3 separate regions of the Homo sapiens genome follow, and all the other regions are linked to region 2. A link is an interaction called in ENCODE POLR2A ChIA-PET data of the cell type or tissue named here. Cell type or tissue: CD4-positive, alpha-beta T cell. All regions are shown on one strand. Each heading gives the region's core, and the rest is flanking DNA. Links, peaks and the distances in the headings are about the cores only.

Evidence for each region. ChIA-PET counts read pairs that join two places held together with the same protein. Peaks named below come from ENCODE experiments on the same cell type or tissue, not always from the same donor. Only the 100,000 strongest peaks of a DNase experiment are listed, where the experiment ranks them.
Region 1: POLR2A ChIA-PET joins it to region 2 with 10 read pairs; 14 of 35 experiments call an interaction of 5 or more read pairs at or near these places.
Region 3: POLR2A ChIA-PET joins it to region 2 with 10 read pairs; 15 of 35 experiments call an interaction of 5 or more read pairs at or near these places.

The regions. Positions count from the first base shown.
Region 1 is chr19:19,380,543-19,391,078 of GRCh38, forward strand. LOC124904656 (a long non-coding RNA gene) reads right to left here and starts at 5,595. Exons shown (of 2, transcript XR_007067163.1): 1 at 5,115-5,595. It also overlaps a transcript of GATAD2A not described here. RefSeq lists silencers at 4,705-5,044, 5,385-5,524. In CD4-positive, alpha-beta T cell, for the core only: no CTCF peak of the experiment used is centred there; DNase peaks (open chromatin) are centred at 5,109, 6,169 and 6,713; H3K4me3 peaks cover 2,916 bases; H3K27ac peaks cover 2,018 bases.
Region 2 is chr19:19,458,055-19,463,054 of GRCh38, forward strand. The region is part of intron 1 of GATAD2A (GATA zinc finger domain containing 2A); the gene reads left to right. Among named protein-coding and RNA genes, the nearest start is that of MIR640, 25 kb to the left of the region's middle. RefSeq lists enhancers at 1,786-2,080, 1,977-2,196, 2,507-2,626, 2,957-3,096, 4,220-5,000. In CD4-positive, alpha-beta T cell, for the core only: no CTCF peak of the experiment used is centred there; DNase peaks (open chromatin) are centred at 1,917, 2,467, 2,907, 4,437 and 1 weaker place; H3K4me3 peaks cover 2,625 bases; H3K27ac peaks cover 5,000 bases.
Region 3 is chr19:19,368,174-19,378,709 of GRCh38, forward strand. The region is part of intron 1 of LOC124904656 (a long non-coding RNA gene); the gene reads right to left. Among named protein-coding and RNA genes, the nearest start is that of GATAD2A, 32 kb to the right of the region's middle. RefSeq lists enhancers at 2,691-3,890, 10,189-10,536. In CD4-positive, alpha-beta T cell, for the core only: no CTCF peak of the experiment used is centred there; a DNase peak (open chromatin) is centred at 5,028; H3K27ac peaks cover 1,442 bases.

The DNA.
Region 1 (10,536 bases), core at 2,191-7,190, 75 kb before region 2:
TCCTAAAGTGTTGGAATTACAGGCATGAGCCACCATGCCCAGCCTTTCTTTTTTTTCCTGAGACATAGTCTTGCTCTGTCGCCCAGAGCTGAAGTGCAATGATACGATATTGGCTCACTGCAACCTCCACCTCCCGGGTTCAAGCAATTCTCCTGCCTCAGCCTCCTGAGTAGCTGGGATTTTAGGTACCTGCACCATCCCCGTCTAATTTTTGTATTTTTAGTAGAGACGGGGTTTCACCTTGTTGGTCAGGCTGGTCTCAAACTCCTGACCTCAGGTGATCTACCCACCTCGGCCTCCCAAAGTGTCAGGATTACCGGTATGAGCCACCGTGCCTGGCCACTAATTTTATTTTATTTTTTTGTAGAGAGGGGGTCCCGGTATGTTGCCCAGGTGAGTCTCAAATTCCTGGGCTCAATTCTCCCACCCTGGCCTCCCAAAGTGGTACAATTGCAGGTATGAGCCCTGATTTCTTATATGGTAAAGACAGTAACTGGCCTCTCTAGGGACTGGCAGGTGTGGGTTCGACCCCAGCTCTGCCAACCACCAAAGTCCAAGTGTTTATTGTCCACCTGGACTGCCTCAGACACTTGCAGGATGTGGTAAGTACTATGACACAGGTGCACAGAAGGTGCTCTGGGAACAGCTTGTCTTCATGTTTACAATGGCTTCTTTCCCTAGCCAAGGACTCTATCAGCCTTGCCACTTGGGGACAGGTTGAGCTCGCTCAGGGAGTCAGGCCCCACAGGGCTCCCTGCCAACCTCCCATCATTGTGATTGAATTTATTCTTTATTTTTCTTCCAGGAACATCAGCGCACTTGTAACAATAATAATCATCTTTTCTACTGGGTATACTGTTTCATGGTTTACAAAGCACTTTCACATCCATTATCTCATTTAATCACTTCCTCCTCTACATTCCTACAACAGTTTCTTGGTACCTCTTCAGTATAATATTCTGCCTGGTATAACAAGCCTATTTCCCTTTACTGCATTTATTTTTACTCACAAGTTCCAGCATATAATTCAGGCATCTTTGCACCTTGGACACTTCTGTGTACAAAGTAAGCACAATAAAAGTTTGACATGCCAGTCACAGCAGCCTTCGACCACAGTACCAGCTACTTGGGAGGTTGAGGCAGGAGGATTGCTTGAGCTCAGGAGTTTGAGTCCAGCCTGGGCAACATAGCAAGACCCTGTCTCTTCGAAAAAGTTTGCCGGCTGGGCCTGCTGGCTCACGCCTGCAATCCGAGCACTTTGGGAGGTCGAGGTGGGCGGATCACTTGAGGTCAGAAGTTCAAGACCAGCCTGGCCAATATGGTGAAACCCCATCTCTACTAAAAATACAAAAAAATTAGCCGGGCATTGTGGTGTGTGCCTGTAATCCCAGCTACTCAGGAGGCTGAGGCAGGAGAATTGCTTGAACCTGGGAGGCGGAGGTTGCAGTGAGCCGAGATCGTGCCACTGCACTCCAGCCTGGGCAACAGAGAAAGACTCCATCTCAAATAAAAAAAAAAAGAAGTTTGCCATATTGAATCATCAGTGTTGCAGGTCTTTCTCATTCATTACTGCCATCTTCACTCCTTTCATTCAATGGGATTGCCTACTAAGGACAAAGCTGGGTTCTTTGGAGGGGAAATGAGGCAAGAAGTTCAGAATCAAGTGAAGGGGGAAGACACAAGTGAAGGCCCTGATCCCTGGTAGGCCACAGTACATGCTTCATGCTTTAGCAGCGGTGCAAACACAGTTGGGGCTGGGCACGGTGACTCACACCTGTAATTCTAGCGCATTGGAAGGTAATTCGGCCACACTGGGAGGCTGAGGCGGGAGAATTGCTTGATGCCAGGAGTTTGAGACCAGCCCAGGCAACAGAAGGAGACCTTCTGTTTTAAATTTTTTTTTTTTAATGTAAAAACTTAGGTTGCCAGGCGCGGCGGCTCACACCTGTAATCCTAGCACTTTGGGAAGCTGAGGGGGGCAGATCACGAGGTCAGGAGTCTGAGACCAGCCTGGCCAACATGGTGGAACCCCATCTCTACTAAAAATACAAAAATTACCCAGGCGTGGTGGCACGCGCCTGTAATCCCAGCTACTCAGGAGGCTGAAGCAGGAGAATCGCTTGAATCTGGGAGGCGGAGGTTGCAGTGAGCCAAGATCACCCCCCTGCACTCCAGCCTGGGCGACAGAGCAAGACTCCATCTCACAAGACAAAACAAAACAAAACAAACAAAAAAACCCCTAGGTCTTGTGGCATGCACTAGCGGTACCAGCTACTCAGGGGCTGAGTCAGGAGGATCACCTAAGCCCAAGGAATGGAGGTTCCATCATGATCTTGCCACTGTACTCCAGCCTGGGTGACAGAGCAAAATCCTGTCTCAAAGAACCAACAAACAAAAAGAAAAAAAAATACTCTTGCTTCCCAGAGTTTGGGGTGACTTTTTTTTTTTAAGACAGGGTCTCACTGTGTCACCTAGGCTGGAGTGCAGTGGTGCGATCATGGCTCACTGCAGCCTTGACCTCCCAGGCTCAGGTGATTCTTCAAGAGTTTGGGGTGACTGATTTTATCTGGGGGTGACTGTGAAGCAGGAATGCTTCTTGGAAGGATCTTACTCAGCAGAGAAGGAAACTGCAGGGCTGAAGAGGCAAACGGGACACATTTGGGAAGGGCCACAAATGTGTCCCTTGGGAAAAAGTGGACAGCTGCATGGAAAAATTCTCCTCAAAAAGAATAGGAGGCTGGGCGCGGTGGCTCACACCTGTAATTCTAGCACTTTGAGAGGCCGAGGCGGGTGGATCACTTGAGGTCAGGAGTTCAAGACCAGCCTGGCCAACATGGTGAAACCCTGTCTCTACTAAAAATACAAAAATTAGCTTGGTGTGGTGGCGCATGCCTGTAATCCGAGCTGCTCTGGAGGCTGAGGCAGGAGAATGGCTTGAACCTGGGAGGCGGAGATGGCAAGATAGTGCCACTGCACAACAGAGTGAGACTGTGTCAAAAAAAAAAAAAAAAAAAGGGAAAGGGGGCAAAATGGGCTGCTTTTCTTTCGTTTTCTTTTTTTTTTGAGAGGGAGTCTCCCTCTGTCGCCCAGGCTGGAGTGCAGTGGCGCCATCTCCGCTCACTGCAAGCTCCGCCTCCCGAGTTCACGCCATTCTCCTGCCTCAGCCTCCTGAGTAGCTTGGACTACAGGCGCCCGCCACCACACCTGGCTAATTTTTTGTATTTTTAGTAGAGACGGGGTTTCACTGTGTTAGCCAGGATGGTCTCGATCTTTTGGCCTCGTGATCCGCCCGCCTCAGCCTCCCAAAATGCTGGGATTACAGGCGTGAACCACCGCGCCCGGCCTGGGTTGCTTTTCTAAAAAGGTCTAACTCACCGCATTGTCCTAGGGCTGAGGCGTCAGAAAGTCGAAGTTTCAGGAAAAGGGGACCCCTTCCTCCCACACTCAGATGCTGCTTAGAAAAGCACATGGAGCACAACTCCCTCGCATTTTTCTTTTTCTTTCTTTCTTTTTGAGACGGAGTCTCACTGTCATCCAGGCTGGAGTGCAGTGGTGGATCTCGGCGCACTGCAACCTGCCTCCCAGGTTCAAGCGGTTCTCCTGCCTCAGCCTCCCGAGTAGCTGGGACTATAGGCGCCCACTACCACGCCCGGCTAATTTTTGTATTTTTAGTAAAGACAGGGTTTCACCATCTTGGCCAGACTGGTCTCGAACTCCTGACCTCAGGTGATCCGCCCACCTCGGCTTCCCAAAGTGCTGGGATACAAGCGTGAGCCACCGCGCCCGATAACTTTCTTTTTTCTTTTTTTTGAGACAGGGTCTCGCTCTGTCGCCCAGGCTGGAGTGCAGTGGCACGATCTTGGCTCACTGCAGCCTCGACCTCTCGGTTCAAACGATCCTCCCACCTCAGCCTCCGGAGTAGCTGGGACTACAGGTGTGCGCCACCACCCCTGCTGATTTTTTCATTTTGATTTTAATTTTTGTAGAGACAGGATTTTGCCATGTTGCCCAGGCTGGTCTGAAACTCCTGGGCTCAATCGACCCTCCAGTCTCAACCTTCCAAAGTGCTGGGATTCCAGGCGTGAGCCACCGCGCCCGGTCGCATTTCCTTAGTAAAGGGGTGAGGGGCGCCCATCTCCTGCCATCCTTCTCTGGAGAGAGGCGAGGTGCTTGAAGTCCCAAATTCCTCGTGTAGTGAGAAAACAGGGGAGGCAGAAAATCCCCAAGATATCTTCAGAAACGAAGGTGGAGGGGGGCGCGCAGCCCTCACTTTCCTCAGATAAAGGAGGGACAGGGAGAGCGGCCCCCAAGAGTGCTTAGAAAAGGAGTGTATGTGCCCCAAATATTCCTCGGAAAAGGCGGTGGACCCTGGATTCTCCAAATGCTCCTTAGGGATCCCGAACTCCCATGTTTTCTTAGGAAACAGAGCTGGGGTCCCGAATCTACAACATAATCGTGATCCCGGCAATTGTCCTCAGAAAACCGGGCAGGGCAAGAAACCCCCAAACTCTCTCAGAAGAGGGGTCGGGGCAAGATTTCCGAAGATCCTCCTCAGAACGGGGGCCAGGGAAAAGAATCCCGAAGCAGAGTCTTCTCAGAACCGGGGCGCGCGCCAGAATCTCCAAGATTCTCCTGGATAGAGAGGGTCGAAGCCACAAGACGAGGCAGAAAGAGCGCGCGGCCACCGGAGCCCCTTAGAAACACTGCCAGGCCACGAAGCGCCCGGGCTCCTCAGAGGCGCCGCTCGCAGCCCGTCGTAGCTGCCCCACGCCCGCCTGGCCAAGGCCGCCTCCGGTGCATTATGGGTGGGGAGCCCCTGCAGAGCACTGCGGGGAACCCCCTGCCCAGCCAGTTGCCGGCCGCCGGGTGGCCCAGGCGATCCGCCCTCCGGGGTCCCAGGGAGCCGGCCACGAATTGACTCGTCCCCCTAGGCCCCGCCCCTCGCGGGGTTCCCGCCCCGAAGTTTAAGTCCCGCCCCCGCATGGCCTTGAGTGGCTCTGCGGCCCGCTCCCATCTACCATTGGCAGGATGCCTGTCAGTCATTCCGTCCCGCCTCCTCGGACCCGCCCCGGCCGGCGGCGCGATCCCGAGAACCAGCCGGCCCGCGCACTCACTGGTCGTCATGCGCTGTCTGTCATGAAGCTGGCCACACCTTCCATGGGGTGCGGGTCCTGGGAGTCCTGGCTGGACCTCATTGGCTTGTGGCGCCTTCACTCGGAGAGACGCGCCTCAACCCGGAAGTGTGCGAGGCGAAATCTGCCTAGCAACCGGGGAAGCCGGGCTGTGAAGCGGGCAATTTCAGTGTGAGACTGAGCCGCGAGACTGAGCTGCGGCTCCGAGCGCTGCGCGGCGGCTCCTCCCGCCCAGGGTCAGCGCCCCGGCGCGCGCACGCGCACCCCCGCCGCCCGAGCGCGCCCCGCGCCGCCCGCGCAGTCGGTCGGTCGGTCGTCTGTCCTGTCGCCGCTGCCGCCGCCGCCACAGCGGCCGCCGCGGGCGCCACCTGAGGGAGTCGCCTCCGCGGGACGCCACAAGACCTGACCGGACTGCGCCGCCCGAGGCCGTCGGCCGCCGTCAGCGAGGGCGCCGAGCAACTTCGGTGAGTAAGGGGCAGGCGCCGCTGGCGGGTCCCCGGTTTCCGGTGCCCCAGGCTCTCTGGGGCTTCCGCTTCTCCCGCACTACCTTGGCCGAGTTTACTCCCTTCTCCACAGCACTTCCCCCTCAGGGGAGCCCCTGCTCTGGGCCCCCCCGCCTCTCCAGGGGACCCCCGCCTCTCTAGGAGACCCCGTCTCTCTTAGGGACCCTCGCCTCTCTTGGGGACACACCCGCCTCTCTAGGGGCCTCCCTCCTCTCCAGGAGACCCTTGCCTCTCTAGGGGACCCCGTCTCTCTTGGGGACCCCGTCTCTCCAGGCAGGGGATCCCATCTTTCTAGCGACCCCCACCTTTCTAGGGGACTTTCTTCCCATCTAGGGGACCCTTGCCTCTCTAGGGGACTCCCATCTCTCCAGGCAGGGGACCCCGCTTCTCTAGGGGAACGCTGCCTCTCTAGAGGATCCGTGCCTTTCTAGAGGATCCCCACCTCTCTAGGGGACCCCGTCTCTCTAGGGGACCTCGTCTCTAGGGAACCCCCGTCTCTCCGAGGGGAGCCCTGTCTCTCTAGGCGACCCTGCTTCTCTGAGGGGACAACCCCTCTTATCAGGGGCTCCCCCGCCTCTCTGAGGACCCCTGCCGGAGGGAACCCCCACCTCTCTGAGGAATCCTGCCTTTGACAGGAACTAACTCCCTTCTTTGGGGATCCCCAACTCTTTGAGAATTCCCGCTTATCTGAGGGGACTCCCTTCTTCACTGAGGGTCCCTCTACTTTTCTCAGGAACCCATCCTTTTGAGGGACCCCTGCCTCCCTAGAGACCCCTTCCTATCTGAGGACCCCCGCCTCTGAGGGGAGTCCCTTTCTCTGAGGGACCCCTGCCTCTTTGAGGGGAATCCCCATCTCTCTGAGAGACCCTCTGCCTCTCTGAGGGTCCCCCGCTTTCTTTGAGGGGCCCTGGCCTCTCTAAGACCCTATCCTCACTCCTCTAAGGAGAGACCCCTGATTCTATCAGGGTGTACTTTCTCTGAGGGATCCCCCACCTTTTGTGGACCCCTGGGGAACCCCTTCTTCCCCGGGGGACCCCTCTTTTCAGAAGACATTGCTGCTTCTCGGAGGAAGCCTTGCCTCTCTGTGGGGATCTCCCCACCCCCACCTCTCTCAGCTGTGGTCCTACTTTTCTGACTTGTCCCCCTTTCTTTTTTTTTTTGAGACAGAGTCTCATTCCGTCTCCCAGGCTGGAGTGCAGTGGTGCGATCTGGGCTCACTGTAACCTCTGCCTCCTGGGTTCAAGCGACTCTTCTGCCTCAGCTTCCTGAGTAGCTGGGACTACAGGCACCCACCACCATGCCTGGCTAATTTTTGTATTTTTGTAGAGAGGGGGTTTCATCATGTTGGCCAGGCTGGTCTCGAACTTCTGAGCTCAGGTGATCCACCCGCCTCGGCCTCCCACAGTGTTGGGATTACAGGTGTGAGCCACCGTGCCTGGCCCCCGCTTTTTGATGAGTGCCTTCACTTTCCTGAGGGGGTCCCCCACTTCTTTGAAATGCCCATCTGACTGGATCGTTAGTTTTCTGAGGTATACCCCTACTTTACCAGTATCCTTCTTTTCTATTTCTTCTGGGCCCCCAAATGCTCTATGGATCCTGCAGTTTTCTGAGGGGTCCCCAGTTTCTCCAGAGGTTTTCCCCTTAACTTGAGATATCCCACTCCTGTAGGCTCCTCACATCTCTGAAGTGTGTCTCCCCTTTTCCAAGATATCCCGTCTCCCGATGGGAGACACTGTGGATCTTCTTCACTTCCCTGAGGGGTCCCTCTGAATTCCGTGGGGTTGCCTCCCACTTGCCCTCTTTCTAGAGGCTTTCCTCTTGATTTTCTAAGGGAGAAACTCTTTATTTATCCTTGGAGCACTCACATCAAGCTTCTCCTCCTTTTTTTTTTTTTTGGAGATGGAGTTTCGCTCTTGTTGCCTAGGCTGGAGTGCAATGGTGTGATCTCTGGCTCACCGCAACCTCCGCCTCCTGGGTTCAAGCAATTCTCCTGCCTCAGCCTCCTGAGCAGCTGGGATTACAGGCATGTGCCACCACACCTGGCTAATTTTGTATTTTTAGTAGAGATGGGGTTTCTCCATGTGGGTCAGGGTGGTCTCGAACTCCCAACCTCAGGTGATCCGCCGGCCTCGGCCTCCCAAAGTGCTGGGATTACAGGCGTGAACCACCGCGCCCGGCCAAGCTTCTCCTCTTTCTGTCTGTGGCACCCACTTTCCCCCAACTGTGGAGGAAGAGAGCAGAAATGTACCCCTCCTTCAGTCTTTGTTGCCACTCTAGGGGTATTCTCTGGACTTTTATTTCGGTTTCCAGGAGCCTGGAGGATTTTGTGGCTGGAGGGGAAAGTCAAAAAGCATGATTTCCTCATGTCCCTCTAAGACCTGCTAGATTTGGGGGAGCAGGAGCTGCTACTAGATGACCACCTTAGTTACTCCATTTTCCAGCCGTGAGGCCATCACAGTGTTGTCAGGCCTTTGTGAAGACAAAAGGGACAAGGGAGAAACATTGTATCCCCATTATCACACTGTCAAGCTGTGGGAGTGACCCACTTCCTGTCCCATCCCTCAGTCCTCCCCCTGCATAGTATAACTTAACCTTCCCTCCCCGTGCTGAAAAAAAATCAAAATAAAAAGGAAAAGAAAACTCTCCTTCATCTCTTCCTGTTGCATTTTCTCTCCCGAGACCCCCTGATTCAATCCTTGATCAAATAGGATCCCTAGTTCGTAGGCCAGTTTGGTTTGAAAGACAGAGCAAGAAGCAGGAAATGGATCACCTTAGATCCAGAAACAGGGGAAGGGAGGCAAGGGACAGGATTTGACGACATTTCTGTAAGTTTTAGGTGACTTTGGCCTGGCCCAAAAGGAACTTTTTACGTGGCGTTTACAAATCTCATATGTACTTTTTTTAATGGCCCACCCTGGATTCCAAGTTCACTCCAGTAGCTAATTTTATCTGCTTTGCCAAATGCAGAGCTCTGTGGAGCCCAAGTAGATGAATGCTGGCATTGAGAGATGGTCCAAAGGACAGGAATGAACTCAGTTTGAAACCTGAGTAACTTGTAACCACTTCGTGTCCACGCACAAGTCTCAAGCTAAAAATGTGGGGAGAGTTTGACTGAAGTAGAGTTCTGAAGTATAGGCTGCGCTAGTGTTTGGTTTAGCATTTCAACAAGTTCTTCCCTCTGACTCCATTGGAACTGCAGTTCACTTTACAGTTTGACTGAGGGCAGTCTCTCTCCTGTTCATTTCCATCTGGGTCTTGCTTAATTTGAGTCCTTTGTGAAGACTCCTGCCGAGGCTATAATTTGAGTTCTAAATCTGTCGGTGGACCATGTGGACACAAGTTTCAACTCGAGCTATTTTCTTCTGGGGAGAAGTGCTTGGAGACTTTCCTGGGCCCTCTGCTGCTGGGCTAAGTCAAGTCCAGGCAGGAGGCTGCTGCAGACTTGGTTGCTCTTCTCCTGCCTCTTCCTGGTCAGCTGTAGGCACTGCCCTCAGGGGAAGGGAAAGTTGGAGGGGAGTTTGGGACTGAGATGAGGGTAGAGAAGTGCCTGAGGTGAGGGTAGAGAAGTGCCTGCACGTATTTACTATTTTATTTTATTTTTTTGAGACAGGGTCTCACTTTGTCACTCAGGCGGGAGTGCAGTGGTGCGATCTCGGCTCACTGCAACCTCTGCCCTACTGGCTCACGTGATCCTCCCACCTCAGCCTCTGAAGTAGCTGGGACCACAGGCGCATGCCACCACGCCCGGCTATATTTTTGTATTTTTGGTAGAGACGAGGTCTCACCATGTTGCCCAGGCTAGTCTCAAACTCCTGAGCTCAAGTGATCTGCCCGCCTCAGCCTCCCAAGGTGTTGGGATTACAGGCGTGAGCCACTGTGACCGACCTATTATTTTAAATAAAACCTATAGGACCAGCAGATGGGATGTTAAAAAGGGAATGGACAACTTTGAAGTCAGAAGGAGCCAGTTCAGATTCTGGTGCTGCCCTTCTTAGTTATGTGGCCTTGGACAAGTGATGGCACAAAATTGGCATGTTATTAAATATTCGAGGGAACACATTGCTGTGAATGTGTGTGTCAAGTTGCTTACTGATGATGGGAGGTGCTTACTAGATGGATGAATGAATGAATCCGAGATGATGAACTGGAGGTGGACAGCACAGCTCCTGGCACACAGTTGGTGTGCAGTAAAGGCTGCTTGTTGTATTCCTGGCCTGGACTCACAGACCAGGAAGCGCTTGATATTCTGCCAAGGCTAAAAATGCCCAAAGAGAAAGAAACTTGGTATGTCTCTTGGAAAACCCACTCCCCTACTGCGTCTCTTAGCAAGAGTTTTCTGTGTTCTGATACCAGATGTGAGATGGGTTTACTGTATGGCAGGGCATTTGTGTTTCTCTTGGCCTTGGTGTCTCCCCCTGTAAAATGGGGTAATTTGTGAATTAAGGGCAAGTAGGGAGATGTATTACTCTAATTAGACCACAGGCAAGATAGAAGATTATAATGGACTTGAAGAATTGTGGGAAGAAGAAAATAGATGAACTATGTACGCCTAAGGGATCACATGCGTATTATGAGACTGCTTGAGTGAGTGAGTCCAGCAGTTACCTGGTGAGTGATCTGTTCTTACACTTTAGAACCTTGAAAGAAGAGCCATTCTTTCATTGTAATAGATCAGATTTGGGGACAAAAGACTGGGAAAGTGATGTACAAAGCCATTTGACGCCACACAATAATAGTACTTTGAGAGGGCCAGTGTGTGGCTTAGTGCCCACGAGGAGATCAGAATGCACCTCAAGCTCCCAAGGCCCAGAGGGCTGTGGAGATGCTAACTCAGCTTAGAGGCTGGGGCAGGGGTCGGGGGGCAGTGGAATAGAGGGGAGTGGACAGGACATTTTACAAAA
Region 2 (5,000 bases), core at 1-5,000:
AGGCTGGGGTCCATCCTGATAACATGAGAGAGAGAAGATGTCTGTATCTCTGGTGTGTCTTTACTTTTCAGGCCACCAAGGGTTAAGAACCCAGCGTCAGCCAGTGAGTAGTAGACATCTGTTCTCCTTTTGAGAAAGCCTGTAGTTCAGGACTCACCACGGCTTTCCCTTCCTTGGCCTGAAACCCTCCCTGCTCAGCTGCTTGGCGCATGCTGTTCCCCTGCCTGGAACGTCTCGCCTAATTCCTTTTCCTGCCCTGGCCTCAGTCTGGGAGACGCCATCTCAGTCCCCATGTCTTGGAGTTTTAAATGAAAGCACTTTACTTGTTTGCTCCTCTTTGCCCTGTAGGGCAACCCTGGGAATCACATGCTTCATGAGTCTAATTTACAGAAACGTAGGCGTAACTCAGCAGTGCATACCAAGCCCATACTGTTTGCTCTACACTGAAAATGAAGATGAATGGTGAAAAAAAGTTTCTGCCATTGAGAGCTTAACATTGAGTTGCAGTGAGAGATGAAGCTCCTGAGTGGCACGGAGATTGTTGCCAGGGCTCTGGTGAGGTACGCTGTGGCCTGGTGGTTGTGGCCACTCAGGGAGGCTTGTGGCCTATATAGAAGGCGGGCTGTGGGAATGAGCTGGGGGGTTTGGGTTGACTGTTTAGAATTTGAGAGTCTCTAGCATATGGCACAGAAGGTAGATGATTTAAGCTGCGTGGACATCTTCGATAAACACTGGAAGAATGGGCAGTGGTATCCTCTCTCGGCCCACTGAAGCTTCTGTGTCCATCTTGTGTCCTTAGTCCTATGCGTTGGAGTATTGGAGGAGCCAGCTTCCCCCTCTCTCCAGAGCTTCTCACCCTAGGGAGCCTCCTTCCTCCTCGCCTGGATGAGGTACTGTCTTTCTTTGTTAGTTTCTTTCTTTCCTTTTTTCTTTAAGAAACATGGCCTCACTATGTTGCCCAGCCTGGACTCATACACCTGGGCTCAAGTGATGCTCCTGCCTTGGTCTCCTGAGTAGCTGGGACTACAGGCATGTGCCACTGTGCCTGGCTTCACACTTGTGCTTTTGATTCTCATCCTTAGCAGGTGGGGCTGTTGTTTTATCTGGTTTTCTTTTTTAATCCTTGCTTTCTTTGAATACAGGACTGATTCATAGTCACTGTTAAAGAATTCAAGCAATACAGAAATGTTTACTATAGTAAGTGAAAGTTTCTTAATAATCTACTCTTCAGAGATTACTACCACTGATTTTGGTCCAGTTCCTTTCAGTTTTGATTTTAGTGAAGTTACTTTCAGTTTTTTCCCTATATACACCTTTTTTTTTTTTTTAAACCATGTAAATGGTACTATGCTATTCTGCAACTTTTCTCCCACAGTTCTTTCCATTTTTCTTCACATAGCATTGTCTGTGAAGTAGGGATGGGAAAACTGAGGCTCAGCTCAAGCATCACTTGAGCCCAGGTGTTTTGAGTCCAGCCTGGGCAACATAGTGAGACCTTGTTCTTAAAGAAAAAAGTTTGGGTTGACTGTTTAGAATTTGAGAGTCTCTATCTAGCATGTGGCACAGAGGGTAGATAATTTAAGCTGCATGGACATCTTTGATAAACACTGTGGAAGAAGGGGCAGTGGCATCCTCTCTTGGCCCACTGAAGCTTCTGTGTCCATCTTGTGTCCTTGGTCCTGTGGTTGATTGACAGACCTCTCCCCTGGCCCATGGCCAGCCAGCGTGTGTGTGATGGAGCTGAGACCAAGTCTCTGTTCCCTGCTGTGTCTAGTTGTAGGAGCTGACTGCTTGGAACACCTTTCTGTCTCTCAAGTTAAGTTGTATCTCTCGTACTTGGCCTTAATGAAGTTTGACATTGAGAAGTCCAGAGCTGCTGTTTCCGGTGTGGCTTCCTTCCGGAATGAGTCCTAGTCACTGTTACTCAGAGATGTGCGTCAGGAAGTGGCTCGGGCCACAGTTCTGAGCAGATGGAGGTGTCTGTTCTGCATGGGAAAGAAGTATGCTTGTCAGGCAGGCTCTGCCAATGCCAAAACTTGGCCCACCTATTCTCTCCTTACCCCCTCAACAGGTCCTTCTGGGCCACAACAAGGTACCCTGGTTTGACTCTTAGGAAGTGGGAGAGCCACTGAAGGGGGTACAGATCCAGGATGTGGCTTTGGGAGCTTCCTCGGGCTATGCTGCCGGGAGGAGAGTAGACAGGGGTTCTGGGTCCAGAGGCCCATCTGTGCTGTGCATCAATCTGTGTGAAGGGCAGGGCCACAGGGGCGCTCTGGAGGTGGGCACCTGGGCGCAGGCTTGCTGCAGCTGTGTGCCTACAGGGTCCTTGTGTCTTGAGTGTTGGGCGCAGCTCACAGCTAGCGAGGCTAGCACCTGGACCCCGTTGTCATCATCTGACTCAGCACTGGTTGCTTCATGGGCCCTTCTTCCTTCCTGATAGGAAGAGGTGCCCTGAGGTGCCCTGTGCCTCCTGAGGACAGTGGCTGCCCCCAGGTTCAGGGCTCTGCTCCTCAGCATCTCCGTGGGGCTCATCGTGGGCCTCGCACTCAGCACATCCGAACTGTAGCCCAACCTTCCTTCCTCAAATCTGCTCCTCCCCATCTCAGAAAAGCCAGCCCCACTGGTCCAGTTGCTCAGGCAAAAACAAGTGAAAGAAAGCAACCCCCTCCGGAGTGCCCCAACTCCCCTCTGCTCTGTCCCCTTCCCCAGTGTAGCTGCACCATAGGAACCGCTCCCCTGCCCTGCAGTCCTCCAGCCAGGTGATCCTTTAGAGCAAGCCAGATTCCTCCCCTCCGGCCTGGGCCAGTGCTTCCCCCAGCACATGTCTCCGCTCAGGCCCTGTCTCCTTCAGGGCTGGCTTCCGGTGCCGCCCGTTCCACCCAGCCCCCGTCCCTCTGTGTGCTCTGACTGCCCCGTGCTCTGCCTCGTGTCCCCACAGCACCGTCACCAACACCCTCTGTCATTTCGCTCGTTTTCCAGCATGGGGGTGGATGGTGTTCCCTCTGTCTTGTTCACCACTGAGTCCCCAGCCCACAGTGGAGGCTCGGTGAGCTGCTGTCGGGTGAGGAGGCAGAAAGACGCCTAAAATCCACCGTTAAGAGCATCAGCCCTGCTGCTCCCGCCAGTGCTTTAACCCACTTACTGCGAAGCCTCACTTTCTTCCTGTCTGAAATAAGGGTGTTACTATGGGTATGTTAGTGATGGGTGCCACAGATGGCATTTTATGGTAGAGTTAGTATTAGCATTGTGATCTCAGGGGTTTGGTTTTATGATTTGTGTCATGTACTTAATTTCTCTTTTAATTATCAAGAGATGCGTACTGGCCTGGTGTGCCAGAAGTGTGCTGGGTGCCTTCTGTTTGTCCCCCAAGTCCTCTTTAAGAGTTCTGGTTCCTGCCACAGCATCAGTCAGCCTTTTGGAATTGTTCTAGAACATGTTTTCTGCCTGAGGCTCTCAGGCCAGTTGGATGGTGGCATTTTACGAAAATAAAGCAGCATTCCTATCTGCCCTAAAGCCCATGGAGGTGCTCCCGGTCAGAGCTGCGCTGTACCTGTGTGGGGTCTCTAGTGTGGCTGGAACCTGTCCTTTTTGGCCCCTAGTTGAGGAAGAGCTGGGCTACGCCCCCACCACCTGCCAGCCCAGTGTGTGCGGGACGTATCAGAGGAGACCGATGCCCACTCAGCCTTGCTGGTGCTGCTCATCTGTGCTGGCTTGCAGTCCGGCCTGGGGTGTTTGGAGAGAGTGAGGAGGAGGGTGAGGCTGACCTTCAACCTTGTGTCTCAGGCAGCCCTGGCAGCCTCAGTGCTCTCCTCTTTCAAATGGGCACACTGCTGTTGGGATCTGTCTGTGCAGGCAGCAGCCGGCAGAGGATCTCAGCCCCCAGGACGGGGCTACTCTCCATGCACTGGCAGCTCCCGCACAACCCTTGCCTGGAACTTCCGCCACCGGAGCTGCCTTCCCCTCACTCTCCCCTGTCACTGGGAATTTTGAAATGAATCCTCATTTGCCAGTCAGGGTGACCTAGCCTCTTCACCTACTTTTAGGAAGTGTTCTAATGTACCCCCCACTGCTCTTTGCAGGAGTCATCTGTCGCGCTTTCTTCTTCCTGACAACTTTGCTCCTGGGTCTGTGCTTGCTGTGCGGTGGCCGCCAGCCCTGTTGTGCTGGGGGCACTAGTCCCGCTTGCTTCGAGGAGGGAGGAGCCACTCCTTACTGGCACCTGCCCTCCCCAGGAGCAAGTGTCCTGTGGTGGCCGAGGATTGGCCAGTAGCAGGCCCTGCGTCATTGGTCTTGGCAGTGGAGGAGGCTCCTGCCAAAGGAGCCCCCTGCACTCGGGGGCTGGCCCCACCCCCTCCAGCTGTGCCTGTCCTTCCTGAGGTGGGGGAGGGGTGCCGCAGGGCCCCGCCCCGCAGTGGCCTGCCTCTGGGAGGCACAGGCATAGGGCAGGCGGGCGCTGTGAGGCCAGCCGTCAGTGCCGGGCCTGGGATTGGCAGAGTTCCAGGCCTTAGGCTTCATAGTGAGCTGCTGTGCACCTTGAGTACACGCCAGCCAGCCCTCTGCTGAGGACCCTGACCTGCTACCACAACAGGGGGCCCAACAAGAGAGGTCTCTGGGGCTGGAGGGAGCAGCTCTGCTGGGCACCTGAGGCCCTGCTCCATCCTGCATCTCTCAGAACCTCTGGGTAGCCTCTGGTCCTATACCAGTGAGAACGAAGTGAGGCCACACAGGCACGGCCCCCCTGATCTGGCTGTCAGTTCCACCTTGTCCATGTGGGCTGGAGCAGCTTCGAGAACTCATTCAGGGTCTTGGGTTCAAATGGGCTTCATGGAACTGAGCCCAGAGCTTACAGGGTGGGAGGCTGTGCTGGGAGGGGCCCTGCCTGGCTGGAACAGGGGCAGAGTGGGGAGCATGGGGGTTTCTTTGAGTCACAGGGAAGGGTGCTATGTCCTGGAGGTGGAGGTGCATTCTCCCTGTCCACCTGGGGACCTCATCCCCAACAG
Region 3 (10,536 bases), core at 2,642-7,641, 87 kb before region 2:
ACTGGACTGAGACTCACATGCCCAGAACTGCACTTGTGGATGATGGTGGTACATCCAGGGCAGAATACACGGCAGACAGGTCAGCTGATGACAGTGTCTGCTGGCCAGGGTCAGTCCCTGACTCTCTTGTATAATGTGTAACCCAACAGCGCGTGCCCAGGGGGCTGGGGCACTCCAGACACCGGCCCAGGCCCTGGCTTGACTCAGGCCTGACCCTAAAGGAACCCGAGTAAGTGTCTCAGAGCCGGGTCCTGGATCCAAATGCCCCTAATACTTCACACACCGGCCACCATGCTGCTTCCTGAGCAACCTGCTCCCCAGGAAAAGTGACCTAATCACTCCAGGCTGTTCTTCTCCGGAGCATCCTCTGGTACCCACCGAAGGAAGTGACCCCTGAGTCCTACTCAGCTCCTCCACTCACGGGATTTTTTTTTCTTGGCAACTAGTTCTCCCTATACCCAAAACCTATATGACAAGAGGATCCTTTTTATTAAAAAAATTTTTTTGCCAAGTGCGGCAAAAAATCCCAGCACAGGCCGGGCACGGTGGCTCACGCCTATAATCCCAGCACTTTAGGAGGCCGAGGCGGGTGGATCACGAGCTCAGAAGGTCGAGACCATCCTGGCTAACACGGTGACACCCCATCTCTACTAAAAATACAAAAAATTAGCCGGGCGTGGTGGTGGGCACCTGTGGTCCCAGCTACTCAGGAGGCTGAGGCAGGAGAATGGTGTGAACCCGGGAGGCGGAGCTTGCAGTGAGGCAAGGTCACGCCACTGCACTCCAGCCTGGGCGACAGAGCGAGACTCTGTCTCAGAAAAAAAAAAAAAAAATCCCAGCACTTCGGGAGTCTGTAATCCCAGCACTTTGGGAGGCCAAGAGTTTGAGACCAGCATAGCCAACATGGTGAAACCCCGTCTCTACTAAAAATACAAAAATTGGGCACGGTGGCTCACACCTATAATCCCAGCAATTTTCGAGGCCAAGGCGGGTGGATCACCTGAGGTCAGGAGTTCCAGACCAGCCTGGACAACATGGTGAAACCCCATCTCTACAAAAAATACAAAAATTAGCCGGGCATTGGTGGTTTGTGCCTGTAGTTCCAGCTACTTGGGAGACTAAGGCTGGAGAATCACTTAAACCTGGGAGGTGGAAGTTGCAGCAAGCCAAGATTGCACCACTGCACTACAGCCTGGGCGAAGAGTGAGAATCTGTCTCAAAAAAAAAATTTTTTTCTCTTTGGTCATGTGCGGTAGCTCACGCCTGTAATCCCAGCACTTTGGGAGGCCAAGGCAGGTGGATCACTTGAGGTCAGGAGTTCCAGACCAGCCTGGCCAACATGGTGAAACTCCCGTCTCTACTAAAAATACAAAAATCAGCTGGATGTGGTGGTGGGCACCTGTAATCCCAGCTACTTGGGAGACTGAGGCATGAAAATAGTTTGAACCTGGGAGGCAGAGATTGCAGTGAGCTAGGATCATGCCACTGCACTCCAGCCTGGGAGACAGAAAGAAATTCTGTCTTAAAAAAAAAAAAAGGGGGGGGTGGCAGGCGCAGTGGCTTACGCCTGTAATCCCAGCACTTTGGGAGGCTGAGACAGGCGGATCACATGAGGTCAGGAGTTCGAGACCAGCCTGGCCAACATGGTGAAAACCCTGTCTCTACTAAAAACACAAAAAATTAGCCAGGCGTAGTGGTGGGTGCCTATAATTCCAGCTACTCAGGAGGTTGACGCAGGAGAATTGCTTGAACCCGGGAGGTGGAGGTTGCGGTGAGCCGAGATCGCACCATTGCACTCCAGCCTGGGCAACAAGAGCAAAACTCTGTCTCAAAAAAAAAAATTTTTTTTTTTTGGCCAGCGTCAATGGCTCATACCTGTAATCCCATCACTTTGGGAGGCCGAGGCAGGAGGATCACTTGAGCCCAGAAGTTTCAGACCAGCCTGGCAACATGATGGGACCCTATCTCTACATAAAATTTAAAAATTCACCAGGTGCAATTAGGCCTGGTCCCCCTCCTCTCTGGCCACTCCAATCTAAAGTCAAATTGAAAAAAAATGTTGGGGCTGGGTACGGTGGCTCACGTCTATAATCCCAGCACTGTAGGAGGCCGAGGCGGGTGGATCACTTGAGGTTAGGAGTTTGAGACCAGCCTGGCCAACATGGCGAAATCCCATCTCTACTAAAAATGCAAAAATTAGCCAGGTGTGGTGGCGGGTGCCTGTAGTACCAGGTGCTCAGGAGGCTGAGGCACGAGAATCTCTTGAACCTGGAAGGTGGAGATTGCAGTGAGCCAAGATTGTGCCACTGCACTCCAGCCTGGGCAACAGGGCGAGACTCTGTCTCAAAATAAATAAATAAATAGATAAATAAATAAATAAAAATAAAATAATTTTTGTGTGTGGAGACAGGGTCTTACTCTATTTCTCAGGATGAAGTGCAGTGGCATGATGTAGCCAGGAACTGGAGCTTCAAACTCCCAGGCCCAAGCAATCCTCCCTCCTCAACCTCCCAAGTAGCTTGGACCATAGGCAGGTGCCATCACTCCCAGCTAATTTTTTAATTAATTTATTTATTTTTGTTGTTGTTGTTGTTTGTTTGTTTTGAGACGGAGTCTCACTGTCGCCCAGGCTGGAGTGCAGCAGCGCAATCTCAGCTCACTGCAACCTCCACCTCCCAGGTTCAAGTGATTCTCCTGCCTCAGCCTCCTGAGTAGCTGGGACTATAGGCCCTCACCGCCGAGCCCGGCTAATTTTTTTTGTATTTTTAGTAGAGACGGGGTTTCACCATGTGGGCCAGGATGGTCTAGATAGAACTCTTGACCTCGTGATCTACCCGCCTCAGCCTCCCAAAGTGCTGGGATTACAGGTGTGAGCCACCACGCCCAGCCTTATTTTAATTTTTTATTGAGACAGGGTCTCACTATGTTACCCACGCTGGTCCTGAACTCCTGGCTTCAAGCAATCCTGCCTCAGCCTCCAAAAGTGCTGGGATTCCAGCCCTGAGCCACTGTTCCTCGCTGAAGGGGATTCTTTTTCAGGGCATTCTTTGTGACACACTCCTTCCCTGGGTGTGTCCTGGAATGTCCGCTGGCCACACCCAGGCCTGGTCTGGCTGTGGGGACACCCACATGCATTGTCAGCCGGGTACGAGACCGGGGTGGGCTTTGCACACAGATCCCACGACTGTATACACTCAGCCCCGTGACAGGAACTGTAGCCCATGGCCACAGCATCTCTTGCTAGAAACTTTTTCAAGAAACTTACCTCAGTACTCAAAGCCACTGCGGTCAGCAAGTGCTGAACATGCCCCAATCCCTAACCTCAGAAAAGGACACTTTCTCTTAACTCCTGTGTAAAGGGTCAGGACTGGTGTCTGGCTGCCGAAGAAACTAAACATCCAGCTTCGCTTTCCCAGGTAACATTTGCTGTATCATCTGTGATGCAGGAGATGGCAATGGTATTATTATTATTATTATTATTATTATTTTTGGAAATGGAGTCTCGCGCTGTTATACTGTTGCCCAGGCTGGAGTACACAGGTGCGATCTCGGCTCACTGCAACCTCCGCCTCCCACGCTCATGTGATTCTCCTGCCTCAGCCTCCCAAGTAGCTGGGACTACAGGCACCCAGCACCACACCTGGCTAATTTTTGTATTTTTGGTAGAGACAGGGTTTCACCATGTTGGCCAGGCTGGACTCAAACTCCTGACTTCAAGTGATCCTCCTGCCCTGGCCTCCCAAAACGCTGGGATTATAGGCGTGAGCCACTATGCCTGTCCGGCAATGGCATTTTGACCAATACAACATGGGCATCTAACTAGAATTGGGGACACCCACACGGGTCATAATTTGGGGCCAAAGTAGAGTTTTTTTTGTTTTTGTTTTTTTTTTGGTAGCGATGAGGTCTCACTATGTTGCCCAGGCAGTTCTCAAACTCCTGGGCTCAAGCGATCCTCCCACCTCAGCCTCTCAAAAGGCTGGGATTACAGGCATAAGCCACCGTGCCCAGCAACATTTTTAACTCTTTTTTTTTAGAGAAAGGGTTTTGCTCTGTCACCCAGGCTGGAGTGCAGTGGCACAATTGTAGCCTACTGCAGCCTCGGCTTCCTGGGCTCAAGGGATCCTCCAGTCTCAGCCTCCAGAGTAGTTAGGACTGCAAATGCACACCACCACACTTAGACAGTTTTTAATTAATTAATTAATTAATTTTGAGACAGAGTCTCACTCTGTCACCCAGGCTGGAGTGTAGTGGTGTGATCTCTGCTCATTGCAACTCCCCATCCCAGATTCAAGTGATTCTCCTGCCTCAGCCTCCAGAGTATCTGGGATTGCAGACACATGCCACCACGCCTGGCTAATTTTTGTATTAATATTTTTAGTAGAAATGGAGTTTTGCCATGTTGGTCAGGTTGGTCTTAAACTCCTGTCCTCAAATGATCCATCTACCTTAGCCTCCCAAAGTGCTGGGATTACAGGGGTAAGCCACCATGTCCAGCCAATTTTTAAATTATTTTTTGTACAGATGGAGTCTTGCTTTGTTGCCCAGGCTGGTCTCAAACTCCTGGCCTCAAGCGATCCTCCTGCCTCAGCCTCCCAAATTGTTGGGGGGTTACAGGCATGAGCTACTGTGCCTGACCTGGAAGTGGATTTTGAAGTGGATTTTGCAGCCTGTTTGTGTCTCCCAAGCCACAAAAGACTCTGACCTTCGTGTTTGACCAGTTCCTTGGAAGGCACCAGTCTGTGTATTAAGTGGATTATCCAAACCCAGACTGACTCCTGGCACATGGAAGATGCTTTGGGATACACTTATACTAAAAGGGTATTCATTCGTGACTGATCTGAAATCCAAATCTAATGGGGCATCCTATATTTTCACTTGCTAAATGTGGCCACCCTAGATGCTCAATGACATCCTTGAATAAAGGAAGCTGATGAAGTTCAAACAAATAATTTTACCAGCGGGGTAAAAAAAGCTCAAAGCTCAGTGCACTTTGCGAAACAGTCATTTCCTCTTCCGGTCAGAATAAACTCCTGACTCCTCCCAGGCCCAAGTGATCAGCCACTCCCTCCTACCAGCTGGCTGGGCTGCTGTGCTCAGTCCCAACTCAGGAAGGACAAGAGTAGCTCCTGTGACCATAATGCCTGTCCACAAGCTGAGGCCCCACCCCACTCCGCCTCCTTTTCTTTTTCTTTGAAATGGAGTCTTGGTCTTTTTGCCCAGGCTAGAGTGCAGTGGCGTGATCTCGGCTCACTGCAACCTCCACCTCCCAGGCTCAAGCGATTCTCCTGCCTCAGCCTCCCAAACAGCTGGGATTACAGGCATGCACCACCACCCCCAGCTAATTTTTGTATTTTTAGTAGAGACAGGGTTTTCACCATGTTGGTGAGGCTGGTCTCAAACTCCTGACCTCATGATCCACCTGCCTCGGCCTCCCAAAGTGCTGGGATTACAGGCGTGAGCCACCGTGCCTGGCCACCCCCTTGCTTTTTAGACACAAGGTCTTGCTCTGTCACCCAGGCTGGAGTGCAGTGGCATAATCTTGGCTCACTGCAGCCTTAAAACTCCTCAAGTGATCTTCTGTCTCAGCCTCCCAAGTAGTTAGGACTATGGGTGCGTGCCACCAACGCGCCTGGCACTGAGACCTGGATTTTTTTTTTTTTTTTTTTGGTGAGATAGAGTCTTGCTCCGTCGCCCAGGCTGGAGTGCAGTGGGGTGATCTTGGCTCACTGCAACCTCCGCCTTCCAGGTTCAAGCGATTCTCCTGCTTCAGCCTCCCAAGTAGCTGGGACTACAGGCGCCCGCCACCATGCCCAGCTAATTTGTGTATTTTTAGTAGAGACAGGGTTTCGCTATGTTGGCCAGGCCGGTCTTGAACTCCTGACCTCGTAATCTGCCTGCCTCGGCCTCCCAAAGTGCTGGGATTACAGGCGTGAGCCACCACTCCCGGCCTGAGACCTGGATCTTAAAAAGGGCTCAGCTGGGTGTAGTCACACACCTGTAGTTCCAGTGACTTGGGAGGCTGATATAGGAGGCTAGCTTGAAGCCCAGGAGTTCAAAGTGAGACTAGCAACATAATGAGACCTCATCTCTTTTTTTTTTTTTTTTTTTTTTTTTTGAGACGGAGTCTTACTCTGTCGCCCAGGCTGGAGTGCAGTAGTGCCATCTTGGCTCACTGCAAGCTCCGCCTCCTGGGTTCATGCCTTTCTCCTGCCTCAGCCTCCCAAGTAGCTGGGACTACAGGCGCCCTCCACCACGCCCGGCTAATTTTTTGTATTTTTAGTAGAGACAGGGTTTCACCATGTTAGCCAGGATGGTCTCAATCTCCTGATCTCGTGATCTGCCCACCTCGACCTCCCAAAGTGCTGGGATTACAGGCGTGAGCCACCGTGCCTGGCCGAGACCTCATCTCTTTAAAAAATAATAATAATAAAGTTGGCTGAGTGTGGTGGCTCACGCTTGTAATCCCAACATTTTGGGAAGCCGAGGTGAGAGGATTGCTTGGGCCCAGGAGTTCAAGGGCAGCCTGGCGAACATAATAAGACTCCCATCTCTACAAAAAAACTTAAAAATTAGCTAGGCGTGGTGGCCTGCACCTGCAGTCCCAGGTATTCGGGAGGCTGAGGTGGGAGGATCGCTTGAGCTGGGGAGGTTGAGGCTGCAGTGAGCTGTGATCATGCCACTGCACTCCAGCCTCAGCAACAGAGCAAGACCCTGTCTCTAAAATCAGAAAGAAAGGAAGAAAAGGCAAAAAGAGGGGAAAAGAAGCCAAGAGAAAGGCTTGAAATGCATGTGGATGAAAGCCCTGACCTGTATTTTAGGCTCAGTTACACTCAGATGTAACTGTGTGTCTGGGATGCAAAAGAGCTCAGATCCTACAGAATCTCAAGGTGAATTCTTTTCCCTGAGTAGCATAAGGCATCTTTTTCCCATCTAACACTGGGTTGGGCTCCTCCCTTCTGTATGCAAAGTGGCCACAAGTGCCCAAAATGAACTCCCTCCAGTTCAGAAATGCATTCCTTCCTGGTTAGGGAAGTCACTGTTTTGACTTAGAAGTCTTCTATACTTCAGGCGTCTAGTGTCTACCTAATACCTTTTGCCTCAGAAAAGGGTCTAATCCCACTTAATTACAAGAAGATTTGCTGTTAGGTTTTTGACCTAGAGATCTAAAAAGGCCTGGCTGAAAGAGTTCCTGAGCTCCATCTGGACTTAATTCCAGATTTTCTAGCCAACCAACACTAATAAAGCTATACTCTGCTCCCCACCTCTGTATAATTCAGGTGCTACCTGACTTTCTCTGGTGAAGCAGCAGGAGTATTTAGGCCAACCTGTTGGTTTGGCTGTGTCTGTTTCTCTCTGGAAATAGACAATGACTTTTTCTTTTTTTTTTCTTGTTTTTGAGACAGAGTCTCACTCTATCGCCCAGGCTGGAGTGTAATGGCACACTCTTGGCTCACTGCAACCTCTGCCTCCCAGGTTCAAGTGATTCTCCTGCCTCAGCCTCCTGAGTAGCTGGGATTACAGGCGCCTGCCACCGCTCCTGGCTAATTTTTGTTTTATTTATTTATTTATTTATTTATTTATTTATTTATTTACTGAGACGGAGTCTCGCTGTCTCCCAGGCTGGATGCAGTGGCTCAATCTTGGCTCACTGCAAGTTCCACCTTGCCAGGTTCACGCCATTCTCCTGCCTCAGCCTCCCAAGTAGCTGGGACTACAGGCGCCCGTAATTTTTGTATTTTTAGTAGAGACAGGGTTTCGCCATGTTGGCAGGCTGGTCTAGAAATCCTGACCTCAGGTGATGCGCCTGCTTCGGCCTCCCAAAGTGGAGGGATTACAGGCGTGAGCCACTGCTCCCAGAGAGTATCTCATTCTTAACAGTTCTTTAACTGTTATCAAAATATTGGTCTCAAAGTACTTTAAGGCACCGAAATGAGGCACACATAAACATATCATCAACACGCTGAAATGTCATGAAAAAAATTATACTGAGAGACGTATATAAAATAAGATTTTTTTTCTTTTCTTTTTTTTTTTTTGAGACAGAGTCTTGCTCTGTAGCCCAGGCTGGAGTGCAGTGGCGCAATCTCAGCTCACTGCAAGCTCCGCCTCTCCGGTTCGCACCATTCTCCTGCCTCAGCCTCTGGAGTAGCTGGGACTACAGGCCCCCGCCACCACGCTCTGCTAACTCTTTTTTTGTATTTTTAGTAGAGATGGGGTTTCACCGTGTTAGTCAGGATGGTCTCGATCTCCTGACCTCATGATCCGCCCGCCTCAGCCTCCCACAGTGCTGGGATTACAGGCGTGAGCCACCGCTCCCGACCCAAGATTATTTTTTTAAACTGAAAAAATGTATAGTAATTAGCCAATAAACCAGAATCTGTAACATTAGATATATATATATATATATATATATATATATATATATTTTTTTTTTTTTTTTTTTTTTTTTTTTTCCTGAGGCGGAGTTTTGCTCTGTTGCCAGGCTGCAGTGCAGTGGTGCGATCTCGGCTCACGGCAACCTCTGCCTCCTGGTTTCAAGTGATTCTCCTGCCTCAGCCTCCCAAGTAGCTGGGACTACAGGCACGCGCCAAGACCAGCTACTTTTTTTTTTTTTTGAGACGAAGTTTTGCGTTTTGCTCTTGTTGCCCAGGCTAGGAGTGCAATGGCGTGATCTCCGCTCATTGCAACCTCTGCCTCCCGGGTTCAAGCGATTCTCCTGCCTCAGCCTCCCGTGTAGCTGGGATTATAGGCAAGTGCCACCATGCCCGGCTAATTTTATATATATTTTTTTAATAGAGACAGGGTTTCTCCATGTTGGTCAGGCTGATCTTGAACTCCCGACCTCAGGTGATAGGCCCACCTCAGCCTCCCAAAGTGCTGGGATTACAAGCATGAGCCACCGTGCCCGGCCAATTTTTGTATTTTTAGTAGAGACAGTTTTCACTATGTTGGCCAGGATGGTCTCAATCTCTTGACCTAATGATCTGCCGGCCTCAGCCTCTCAAAGTGCTGGGGTTACAGGCGTAAGCCACCGCATCCTGCCTAGACACTGACTTTTTCAACACATTTTCCCTGGAAGAACCAAGACCAATTCTGATGGGCTTCCCAAAGGATGCAGGTTGTAATGGATTAACAGTTAACATATGTGAACCTGAAAGTGCTTGGCAAATCCAAATAAATATGTTTTCTTTTTTGGGGTATGGGGGGACAGGGTCTCACTCTGGCCAGGCTGGAGTGTAGTGGCACTATCATAGCTCACTGCAGCCTCAAATTCCTGGACTCACGTGATCTCCCTGCCTCAGCCTCCTGAATAGCTGAGACTACAGACATGCACCACCACGCCCAGCTAAATTTTTTATTTTTTGTGGAGACAAAGTCTCACCATGTTGCCCAGGCTGGTCTCGAACTCCCAGGCTCAAGCAATTTTAAAGTGCTAGGATTACAGGTGTGAGTAGCTGCACCCAGCCCCAAATGAATTATGCAGTCCAATAATCTTAGGGGGTAATGATGGAGGGCACCTTGCTTTGTGCACCTGAACCGCCACTGTCATTGACACCAGAGTGCTTTAGCTCTTCTGCTTATTACCCTTCCCACTGGTATTAATTAGCCATCATTCCTCATTGCCAGTGGGCACTGCTTCCTTTGTCCAAGGGTACAGCATCAACAGGAGGTCTCACAGGCTAGCACCAGGGAACCCTCACTTTTCTAGCTACCACTGAGGCTCCGCCTCCCTTGTCTCTTGTGGAGTGGCCTGGCTCCGTTCCCATTTCCCTATTTGGATGTGAATGTCACTTAGCCAGTTTGCCCACATGATTTCCCAGAGCCAGGAAGGGAAACGCCTTGGTGCAGAGATGCAATCACGGCTACCACCAAGGAAAAGAAGGCACATCCTTGGCGATTCTGTCACGTGGTATCTCTTTCTTCTTTCTTTCTTTTTTTTTTTTGTTGTTGTTGTTCTTGTAGGTTGTTTGGTCTGTTTGGTTTGTTTTTGAGAAGGAGTTTTGCTCTTGTCGCCCAGGCTGGAGTGCAATGGTGCGATCTCGGCTCACTGCAACCTCCTTCTCCCGGGTTCTAGTGATTCTCCTGCCTCAATCTCCTGAGTAGCTGGGATTACAGGTGCCTGCCACCACGCCCAGCTAATTTTTTGTTTGTTTTGAGACGGAGTCTGGGTCTGTCGCCCAAGCTGGAGTGCAGTGGCGCCATCTCGGCTCACTGCAAGCTCCGCCTCCTGGGTTCACCCCATTCTCCTGCCTCAGCCTCCTGAGTAGCTGGGACTACAGGCGCCCGACACCACGCCCGGCTAATTTTTTGTAGTTTTAGTAAAGACGGGGTTTCACTATGTTAGCCAGGATGGTCTCGATCTCCTGACCTTGTGATCCGCCCGCCTCGGCCTCCCAAAGTGCTAGGATTATAGGCATGAGCCACCGCGCCCGGCAGATGCCTGGCTAATTTTTGTATTTTTAGTGGAGATGGGGTTTCATCATGTTGGCCAGGCTGGTCTTGAGCTCCTGACCTCAGGTGATCCATCTGCCT